Linked DNA regions of Mus musculus: region 2 is linked to region 1. The links are chromatin contacts, found by Hi-C in ENCODE. All regions are on one chromosome and are shown on one strand. Each heading gives the region's core, a stretch centred on a gene start or an enhancer-like site at or near the end of the contact. The rest is flanking DNA. Distances are from core to core; before and after follow the strand shown.

Region 1 (4,699 bases), core at 2,130-4,629:
AGAACATAAAAAGAATCTAAAACTCACCAGCATTGAAAGTGTGCATGTACCAAAAGTCCCCCATACCCACCCACCCCCACTCCCCTACCCACCCACTCCCCCTTTTTGGCTCTGGCGTTCCCCTGTACTGGGGCATATAAAGTTTGCGTGTCCAATGGGCCTCTCTTTCCAGTGATGGCCGACTAGGCCATCTTTTGATACATATGCAGCTAGAATCAAGAGCTCCGGGGTACTGGTTAGTTCATAATGTTGTTCCACCTATAGGGTTGCAGATCCCTTTAGCTCCTTGGGTTCTTTCTCTAGCTCCTCCATTGGGAGCCCTGTGATCCATCCGTTAGCTGACTGTGAGCATCCACTTCTTTTGGTATAGCATTGGAAATGTAAATGAGCTAAATACCTAATAAAAAATGGAAAAAAAAAAAAAGAGATACTTTCCTTTCCTTCCCAGAATTCCCATCTCTAGGATAGTTTCTTTCAGACATAGGTGTGTAGCTTCCTTTGACCCTCTTTGCTGACTTACTCAGAGAAGCCAAACTTTTCCTTTTCTTCTTTCTATAACACTTCAGGTGTTCTTATTTCTTTTCTAAAGTGTCCCCCCTGCTGTGGCCATGCCTTGCGGCACACCTTAATTCTGATAAATCAACCGGCAAGGGTTTTTCTGCTATTCCTCCATTCTCCTCCTCTGGGAAGCTGCTGAAACTTATAATTTGCATACTGTTCGTTGTTTTTTGTTTTTTCATTTAAACTCTAATAAAATTGTCTTTGAGGTTCAAAAAAAAAAAAAAAGAAAGAAAAAAGAAAGTGTGCATGTAGGAAACAGACCAAAGTAGCACAAAAATGCAGAACGTGATGCCACAGAAGCCAAGACAGTTTCAATGAGGAAACATTGATATTACAGGGAAGGGGCTGGAGCCATGCGACAAGTACCAGGCTACTGAAGAACCTAGAGCAGCTTGTCTGCATGTGCACACCAGGTGATTGGGTCCAGATGTGAATTGTCTACCTGTGCATGCCAGATCATTGGGTCCAGATGTGAAGGAAGAAAGCTAGAAACTTCTAGCAAAACCTGGACTTAGACGAACACAGTGAATACTTTGCCCTATGTCCTGTGTCCTGTGACAGGTCAGCCTCCCCACCTCCCCCCCAGTGTCTGGAATGGCCTGCCTTATATAGGGAGAGGCCCAAAAGTAGAAATGTAAACACCCTTTGCTTAGGCTCACAAGAAAGCTGCTGTTGGCAGAATAAATGGTTTTTTGACCATAAGGAAGTGTCCCCATAGGTCATTTCCGGGGTTATTAGTGAAATTCCTGAGAATATAAAAAATCTGGGGCAGGGCACACAAGTGTATCATCACACACACACACACACACACACACACACACACAGAGAGAGAACCTGGAAAGGAGTAACAAACAAGGTCCCAGAGGGTTATAAAGTTAAAGTATTTGTAAAACTTGTTCCCCCACCCTAGTTCCTGAGGTCTCCATCTGCAGAGAGCCATGATCACAGGGGTAGGCTTCTCTTTGGTTTCAGTCAGGGAAGGCATCAAGGCTCAGAGGAGTGCACAGAAAGAGGGCCAGAATTATCTCTGAAAACTCACCCTACTGTTTTCCTTCGCACATCTCATGCCTCTGAGTGTCTCAAGAGAGAGATGTACCTACATAGAGGGGTTTGACATCTTAGCTTGCACTCACATTCTTCCTTGGGATCCCTGGTCTCGTCCCTCCCCGCCCATCTTTCCCTCAGGGTCTTTTTCAGGGTTCTCTCCCAGCTGTCCATGGGTCACCCACACTCCACTGGGTTTCTTGTTCTCTCTGGCTCCCACCCAGCCTTCTGTTTACTCACCACACTTTCCTGGTTGCCTTGAGGACCCTATCAGTACCAAAGCTTTATCTTTCCCTCTGAGAAAGTCACAGCCCTATTGAGAGAAGGGTCCCCCACCCACTCTGGCTGCACAGAAGTCTAAGCCTCAATGATAAGGAGCCTCCTTACCTGGGAGGGGGTATTGACAGAGGACACCAGGCTTTGCAGCTGCTGTTTCTGAGGAGACTCCTCAGCAAACAATAGTCCCCAAAGTAGGGATTAGCAGAGTATGGCCAGGGCCAGGCCAGTCCTATGAGACATGCTGACTCCAGCCCAGACGACTATGCCACCTGGTCCCCATGCCTCAGTTCAGACTAATTGCAGGGTACTGGAGAGGAACAGGGTCACTCCAAACCTGTCCAACCAGTCCCTTCTAAGGGTATAAAGGAAAAGAAGAAAGAAAGAAAGAGAGAGAGAGAGAGAGAGAGAGAGAGAGAGAGAGAGAGAGAGAGAGAGAGAGAAGAAAGAAAGAAAGAGAGAGAGAGAGAGAGAGAAGAAAGAAAGAGAGAGAGAGAGAGAGAGAGAGAGAAGAAAGAAAGAAAGAAAGAAAGAAAGAAAGAAAGAAAGAGAGAGAGAGAAAGAGAGAAAGGAAGGAAGGAAGAAGGAAAGAAAGAGAGAGAGGAAGAAGGAAGGAAGGAAAGAAGGAAAAAAGGAGAGAAGATAATGAAACCACAAAAAGCAAAGCAAAAAAAAAAATCCCAAACCAAACAGTTCTCCAGGAAGTGAAACCTCCATGATCGATCTTATGGAATCAGGAAACAGAGCTCTTGAGCCTTCATTACACACACCCCGAGCCCCAGAACCCCCACCCACCCCTGCTCCATCACAAGGAGCGAGAGTATTCAGAACACCCAGAAGCCCAGCAAAGCCAGGTTTTCTTGTTTCCATTTCCCAGGAGAGAAACCCAGGAGACTGTGATGAACTTGGGGTAAGACTGTTACGATCCACATCACCGGCCTGGGCCGAGGCCTCAGACCCCGCGTCACCCCCAGACACCTCTTCTCCACGGGTGACTGGAAAGAAGATGTGGGATGGCCTGGAACCAGGGCTCAGATTGGGACTGCAAGGAAGTAGGACCCGGATATGGGTCCTTTACTGTTGTTCCTGGCAGGAGTCAGAGAAATGAATCTGGCCGGTGAGCCAGCAAACATGACCAGTCACCACCTCCCATCTCAAGTTCAAACCCTGCCCACTACCCTACCCATGCCCAGGGAGCCGGGATCTCGGCATTCTGCTCCCCAGCTGTCTCTATAAGGACGACGCCCTTCCATGATTGAATTGATCCAGAGGCTGCCAGGGTGTAGCCACCAGCTGCTCTCACACCCATCTCAGGACACAGGCTGAAGACTCATTCTCCACCCTTGGCAGATCTTCAGGGCTCCCCATTCTTCCACCTGGTCTGAGATCGGCATCCTCCTCCAGGAAGTTGGCACCGTGTGCGCGTCAGGTGACCCGGGGTGTGGCCAGGGGAGTCAGGAATCTCCACTATATAACTTAGCTTGCAATCTGGTCCTGCAGCTCGGGGACCCGCAGGTGAGAAGGGCTGGGGTTCCCTGCAGAAGAGGGACAACTAACGCCCTATTCTGCATCCAGGCCCTAGACTGCCTCTTCTACCTCTACTCTTAGGGGATAGCCACTATGCCATGCATTGTCCTTGATCCTCACCCCCTTACCTCATGGCCAGCCTCACCCCCACCCCAAGCCCACCCAGTCCTATCTAGTCAACTTCCCTTCTCACTTGAGCCTTCCTTACATCCAGGTGGCTCTTGTCCTGAGATTGCCCCCTTCTAACCCCTCTCTGCCTTCTGGAATGGTCTCTAACAGGACAGCACCTTTTGATCTCCCTCTCTCTTTACTACAGACATGGGATCCCCGTGGAAATGGTGGGCCCTGTGGGCCGGAGCAACCCTCCTGTGGGGTAAGTCAAATCGAGCCCCCCATTTATGTCTGGGAAGCTTCTCCTGCTTGCCTGCGTCAGCACCCTCAAGTTTTAGTCCTCTCTACAAACCACCTCCCTTCACTGTTCACTGCAACCCGGCTAACTTAAATGAGACAGAGGCTAGCAGAAATTGGAGACAGCCTTAGGCACTGAACGAAGTGTGTTAGTATTCATTTACACATCTCTCTGTGTGTCTCTGTCTCTCTCTGTCCATCTCTGTCTTTACTTTTTCTCACACACATATACACACATGCATACACCCATGTTGAAAAGCCCACTAGCTCTACTCTAGCTTTCACAGACATCGTGTCCACACTTCTACGGTCTTCTCCCCTTCGTATCCTTCACATAAACCACCAGGTCATATTGAGACAGAATCCACACAGACTGGATGAAGCTTGCATTCAGAACTTCAGGTAGCCTGACAGACTTTCTTGAAAAATGTGAATGTGTGCCATTTAAAAAAAAAAAAAGGCTTCAGTCTTTCATAATAACAACCAGCAAAAGCTGTTTCAGGTGGAGTGTGGTTCTCCAGTGTCCAGGTTTGTCTCCAGGACTACGGCACACCTTTCTACCCCTCGTCTGGCCCTGCAGTGTCTGAGTTCAAGAGCCCTGTGCAAGGTGCTCAGGCTTTGGGGCAGCCAAAGCCAGGAAGGCTCGGAGGTGGATGCTGCATACGTTAGGAAGGACATGGCAGCATAGGGAGAATTATTTCAACAGGTGCTCAGGAAGACCCAGGGGCTGGGTTTGTAACGGGGAGGAACTAGGTAGCTGGACCCACAACTGCATTTTCTTCAGGGTTGACCCGGGAGGCCACAGAGGACCCCAGGAATACTGTTGGGGAAGAATTCCTCATGGCCTTCCTGCAGAATTCCCAGCCCGAGAACAGCAGTCTCT
Region 2 (5,125 bases), core at 312-2,811, 58 kb after region 1:
GTCTGTAGTTTTAAATGCTCTTGGGTTCCCAAACTACACAGTACTCCACTTCGCTGCCCCACTTTCTCCGTCTGCTCTCCTTTTATACCTGGCTAGAAGCAGCCGGTGATAATTCCTCTACCAAATCACTCCATTACTTTGAGATTCAACCTCAACTCGATTTTTCTTGGGCAGCATGTAGCAAGGGTCTTTACCAGAATGGAGCATAAATAGCCTTTACCCCAATTCCCAATTGTCTCTATTGTCCCAAGTCTCTATTGTCCACATTTCTATTGGCATTTTGGCCAACTTCAAATTTTTCCATCACATTAGCCCTATATGCTCAGCTACCACCCCCAAAATCCTTCCACAAGCACAAGAACCACATGGTCAGGTTTAATTACACTAAAACCTGATCTTCTCTGGACCAATTTTCTGTATCTGTAACATTTATCTTTGTTGTGATAAAACACCTGAGAGAAGTAATGAGAGAAGAAATTCTTTTGGCTCATGGTTTGAGGGAGTACAGTCTATCATGGGGCATCATGGCTGGAGTGACTCCCTCCAAAGCAGGAGCATGGGTGGCTGGTCACCTCAAGCAAGCAAGAATCAGAGCAGGACAGAAGCAGGGACATGTATAACCTGCGAGGCTTGACCCTAGTAGCTTGCTTCTATTTATGAGGCCTTATGTCCGAAACCTCCTATTCCACAACTTCACAAAGTTACTGGTTACTGACAACCACATGTTAAAATACAATAGCCTGGGAAGACATTTCAGATTCAACCAATAATGTCATGGTTTGTACTGGCCTTTTGGGAGTCACTGACTATATCCCAGAAAGCTCAAATTCCCTCTGCTACTTTTTCTGCACCCTGATGTTCCATATCATATCTTAAGAAAATTCTCGATTAGGTGAGAGGAAGGCATATATTCACCCCAAGATTAGCCAGTCCCTTCTTCATGGAGAGAGATGGGTTAGGGGATATCTCAAATACCAAACCAAATAATTTTCTGAGATTGGAACATCATGCCCTACACAAGACTCAAAGCCAGGGCCTCAGACTATACATCCCTAGAAAACTATACTCACTGGTATTTAGAAACAAGATGTGGGTGGCTTCGGACCAGGGATCAGCCCATGGGGACTGTAAGGAGCCAGAACCCGGATATGGACCTTTAGATATTGTTATAAGTAAGGACTAAAGATCGGAATCTGGCCAGGAAGCCAACAAACATAACCAATGCTACATCACCCTCCGATCCCCATTACCTTGCTCAGGGAACCCAGTCCACTGGCACACTACTCTCCAGCTGTCCCTCTAAAGACAGCACTCTTTCAAGACCAGAGTTTTCCATAGCTCCTGGGGTGCAGCCACCATCTGATCTCACAGTCATCTCAGAACACAGGCTGTAGACTTATCCTTTGCCCTTCACAAGACTTCAGGACTCACTATTCCCTCTGGCCTGATATCAGCAGCCTCCTCCAGGAAGCTGGCACCATCTGCCTGGAAGATGGCCAATGGTGTGGCCCGAGGGAACAAGAAACGGGACTATATAGCTCAGTCCCCAGCCTGTTCCCGCAGCTCCGGGACCTGCAGGTGAGAAGAGATGGGGCTCTCTACGGAAGTAGGATGGATACTGTCCTCTCTTGCCTTTCTTTCTAGACCTCCTATCTTTCCCCTCAAGGCATCTGAATATCCAGTTCTCCCACCCATTTCCCTGGATTCAAAACCTCTAGCTCACTCCCTGCTACACTGGACAGCTCCCCACAGCCTGCTCACACCTGGTCCTATCCACCCAACTTCTGTCCCTACCCCAGCCTTCCTTGCCTCCAAGTACCCACTATGCTGGGTCTGCCCCCTTTTGTGATCTCCATGACAGTCTCCAACAGGACAGTAGGACAGCCTTATCTGAGCCTCCATCTCTCCCTGCTGCAGATATGGGATCCCTGTGGAGCTGTTGGGCACTCTGGGCTGGAGCAACCCTCCTATGGGGTAAGTCAGATTGAACCTCATCCACGTCCTGGGGCCTTGGACCATGGGAAACTGACCTGCCTGGGTCGGCATCTTTCATTTGTAAACCTTTCATAAACCCTGTCCCAGCCCCTCCCAGGCTGCAGTGGAAGTGAGAACATGCAAGAAATGAGGTGGGAGCCCCCACTCCATGTTTGGAGTGTTGAGAGTCTACCTGCTTCGATTGTTACGTGATTCTGTCTAAACTTCCATGATCCTCAACTTCCCTTCATCATCTTGCACCAAGATCTATTAAAACAGGAATCATACCAGCAACTGAATCCGGTCAGAGTGTATGCTCTCACAGGACTTTAAAGGGGGTGTGGGGTCTCAGACTTCATGTAAAGAGTCGGCTAACCAACCAGTTTCATCAGAAAAGTAGAAAATGTAGCATCAAAAATAAATCACCACAGCCAGGCATGGTGGTGCAAGCTGCTGTTTTATCCCAGCATCCAGGAGGCAGAGGAAGGTGGATCTCTGTGCATTTGAGGCCAGTCTAATCTACAGAGTGAGTTCTAGATCAGCCAGGGATACTTAGTTACTAAACCATAAGTGCAGTCAGCAAAAAAAAAAAAAAAAAAAAAACAAAAACAAAAACAGTGGCACCTTACTCGAGGTGAGTATGCTGCTTTGGCATCTACAGTCACCACCTGGACTGTCTCACACCGTTCTGTCCCTCGTCTGACCCTGCAGTGTCTGAGTTCAAGAGCCCTGTACAAGGTGCTCAGGCTTTGGGGCAGCCAAAGCCAGGAAGGCTCGGAGGTGGATGCTGCATACGTTAGGAAGGACATGGAAGCATAGGGAGAATTACTTCAACTGGTGCTCAGGAAGGCCCAGGGGCTGGGTTTGTAACGGGGAGGAACTAGGTAGCTGGACCCACAACTGCGTTTTCTTCAGGGTTGACCCGGGAGGCCACAGAAGACCCCAGGAATACTGGTGGGGAAGAATTCCTCACGGCCTTCCTGCAGAATTCACAGCCTGGGAACAGCAATTAATTATATAGGCTCAGTTATAAGCAATCTATGCTTTAACTTGTTAAAATATGCCAATGTCTCCCTCAAATGTCTGTGGAGAAACTGTGATTGTCAGACCCATATCACAGGACACCGTAGCCAGAGCACTGAACATAATCTCTCCAATGGCCCAGTGGTGGACGCTTGAGCTAGGACTTCTACTAAGGTCACCTCTACGACAGTTGTCTCCATTTTGCTAAAGACTCCATCTTTCATTTCCTATCCTCTGGCAACTTCTAGCCTGGTGGGATATCAAACTATAAACAGTTTAATGTTTCATCAGTTGCTCCTGGTCCTTCTTCACTACTTGACATTGCTCTGGACCAAGCTGTGTTGAACTGTGGAAGCAGAAACCCTGGGAGAGGAGCTTTCTCTGTGAGCCTGCAAACCTCAGTTTCCATGCCTGTACAAGGGGTGTTCTTGAGCCAACAGTGCATAGTCCACACTGTAGGAGGCCGCAGGTGTCTGTCTCAGGTACATTTCTAACTCCAACTCTCTTCCCTCCACAGCTCTGCTCACCCCAGCAGAGGCATCCTGCCAAGGCATTCAGTGTGCACCTGGGCAGCGCTGCCAGATGGTGAGTGGGAAGGCTAAGTGTTTGGCAGAGTCCACAGCTGTCTGCCGTGCCCAGGGTGATCCCCACTATACCACCTTCGATGGCCATCGCTATGACATGATGGGCACCTGCACCTACACCATGGCTGAGCTGCGCAGCAGCAAGGACTCCCTGCTGGCCTTTAAAGTAGACGCCAAGAATGAGCACCGGAGCTCCAACAAAGTCTCCTACGTGCGCTTAGTCACTGTGCATGCCTACAACCACACCGTGTCCCTGATCTATGGAGAAGTTGGCCTTGCGAAGGTGAGTTCCCCAAGGCTGTGAGTTTAAGGTTAACCAAGCCAAAAAAGCAAAAGGAGCTATAGCCTTGGTGTTAGACCCCAAACCATCCCCTTTCACCACCATCCAAATAAGCCAACTGAAGGGATGGGTGGTGGTGGCAGTGAGCATTGGAAAGAGAGTCACTCAACATGACTACTTTGGGAAGTAACCCTGAAATCTCTCTTGAAAGTAATGACAAGGATGTTGTGGCCTAAAAGGAGCAGGAAACAAAGCAGGTGCTTGAGCTGTGCACAGCAGAGAGCGCTGTTAGCCATGCTTAAGGTTTGAATGAATGCTATTCAGCTCTGGTTCTACAAGGGCTCTGGAAAAGATGGTATCACTGTCATTTCTTGAGGGGATCAATCTTTTTCCCTCAAAGTGATTACTTTGGCCCAAAATGTGTGCCTTGACCACAGTAGTTCACATCTGGGGGTGATCTCAACGTGGTAACCAGTCCTGTGAGGCTTGCTGTTGCGTATGAGTAGTTTCACACACCCCCAACCTCCCTGTTATATAGATGTTTATTGGTCTATAGAAGCATAGAGAGTGTTTTGAGGAGAGAAATGAAAATTAGAGGCTCGGCAGGATCAAAGAAGAGGGCTTAGAGAGATGGCTTGGCAGTTAACAGAACTCACTGTTCTTCAAAATGGCTGGAGTTCAATGCCCAGCCCCCATTGTCAGGTGGGTCACAGACACCTGCAAGTCCAGTTCTGGGGGAGCTGATGCCCTCTTCTGGCCTCTGTGGGCACTGTGAGTATGTTCATATCCATCCATTAGCAGCGTATGTCCTGAACTTAGTGGCACTCTACTGTCAGCATGGGAGTACTATAAAGTGACCAGTCAGGTGATCAAACTTTTGGAACTGTGGTTTGGATTTCCTTGAGCACCTCCTGTTACACAAAGCATTGCTGTTTTAAGTGAGGAAATGGTGCTCTTTCTTTAGAAGAACCCCCAACAGGCTCCATCTGGAATCCCATCATCCCTTTCTGCAGGGTCAGCAATATGGTGGTGTTCAGGGCAGGGGGCGGGGGCGGAGTCACCCTCTTCCTAGGTACACTTCACTTCCGTGTTATTTTACTTGCATTTTCTGCCTCTCTGGTCAAACTCACTTGAGCATTGAGTTCACAACGTGAGTCACTGTTGTGGACCGTGAAACTGGACATTCTGGTCCATACAGGAAACTGAGTTGAGTGGTCAGCCAGAGTGCACTGTAATGGCTGTAGGACTTCCTGAGTACTCTCAT

Evidence for each region. A loop is a pair of places that touch in the nucleus more often than their neighbours do.
Region 2: a loop to region 1 is called in a map of gastrocnemius, with 2.1 times the contacts of the local background. The contact joins the promoter of 9530053A07Rik here to the promoter of Fcgbp in region 1. A Hi-C loop is called at or near these places in 5 of 37 maps with a recorded cell type or tissue (T-helper 17 cell, T-helper 2 cell, gastrocnemius and 1 more).

What each region holds. Positions count from the first base shown.
Region 1 is chr7:28,067,857-28,072,555 of GRCm38, forward strand. Fcgbp (Fc fragment of IgG binding protein) reads left to right here and starts at 3,380. Exons shown (of 20, transcript NM_001122603.1): 1 at 3,380-3,396; 2 at 3,725-3,781. The coding sequence starts at 3,727.
Region 2 is chr7:28,127,905-28,133,029 of GRCm38, forward strand. It overlaps 9530053A07Rik (RIKEN cDNA 9530053A07 gene), which reads left to right and starts at 1,562. Exons shown (of 20, transcript NM_001164655.1): 1 at 1,562-1,578; 2 at 1,918-1,974; 3 at 3,515-3,864. The coding sequence starts at 1,920. It also overlaps the pseudogene Gm21925.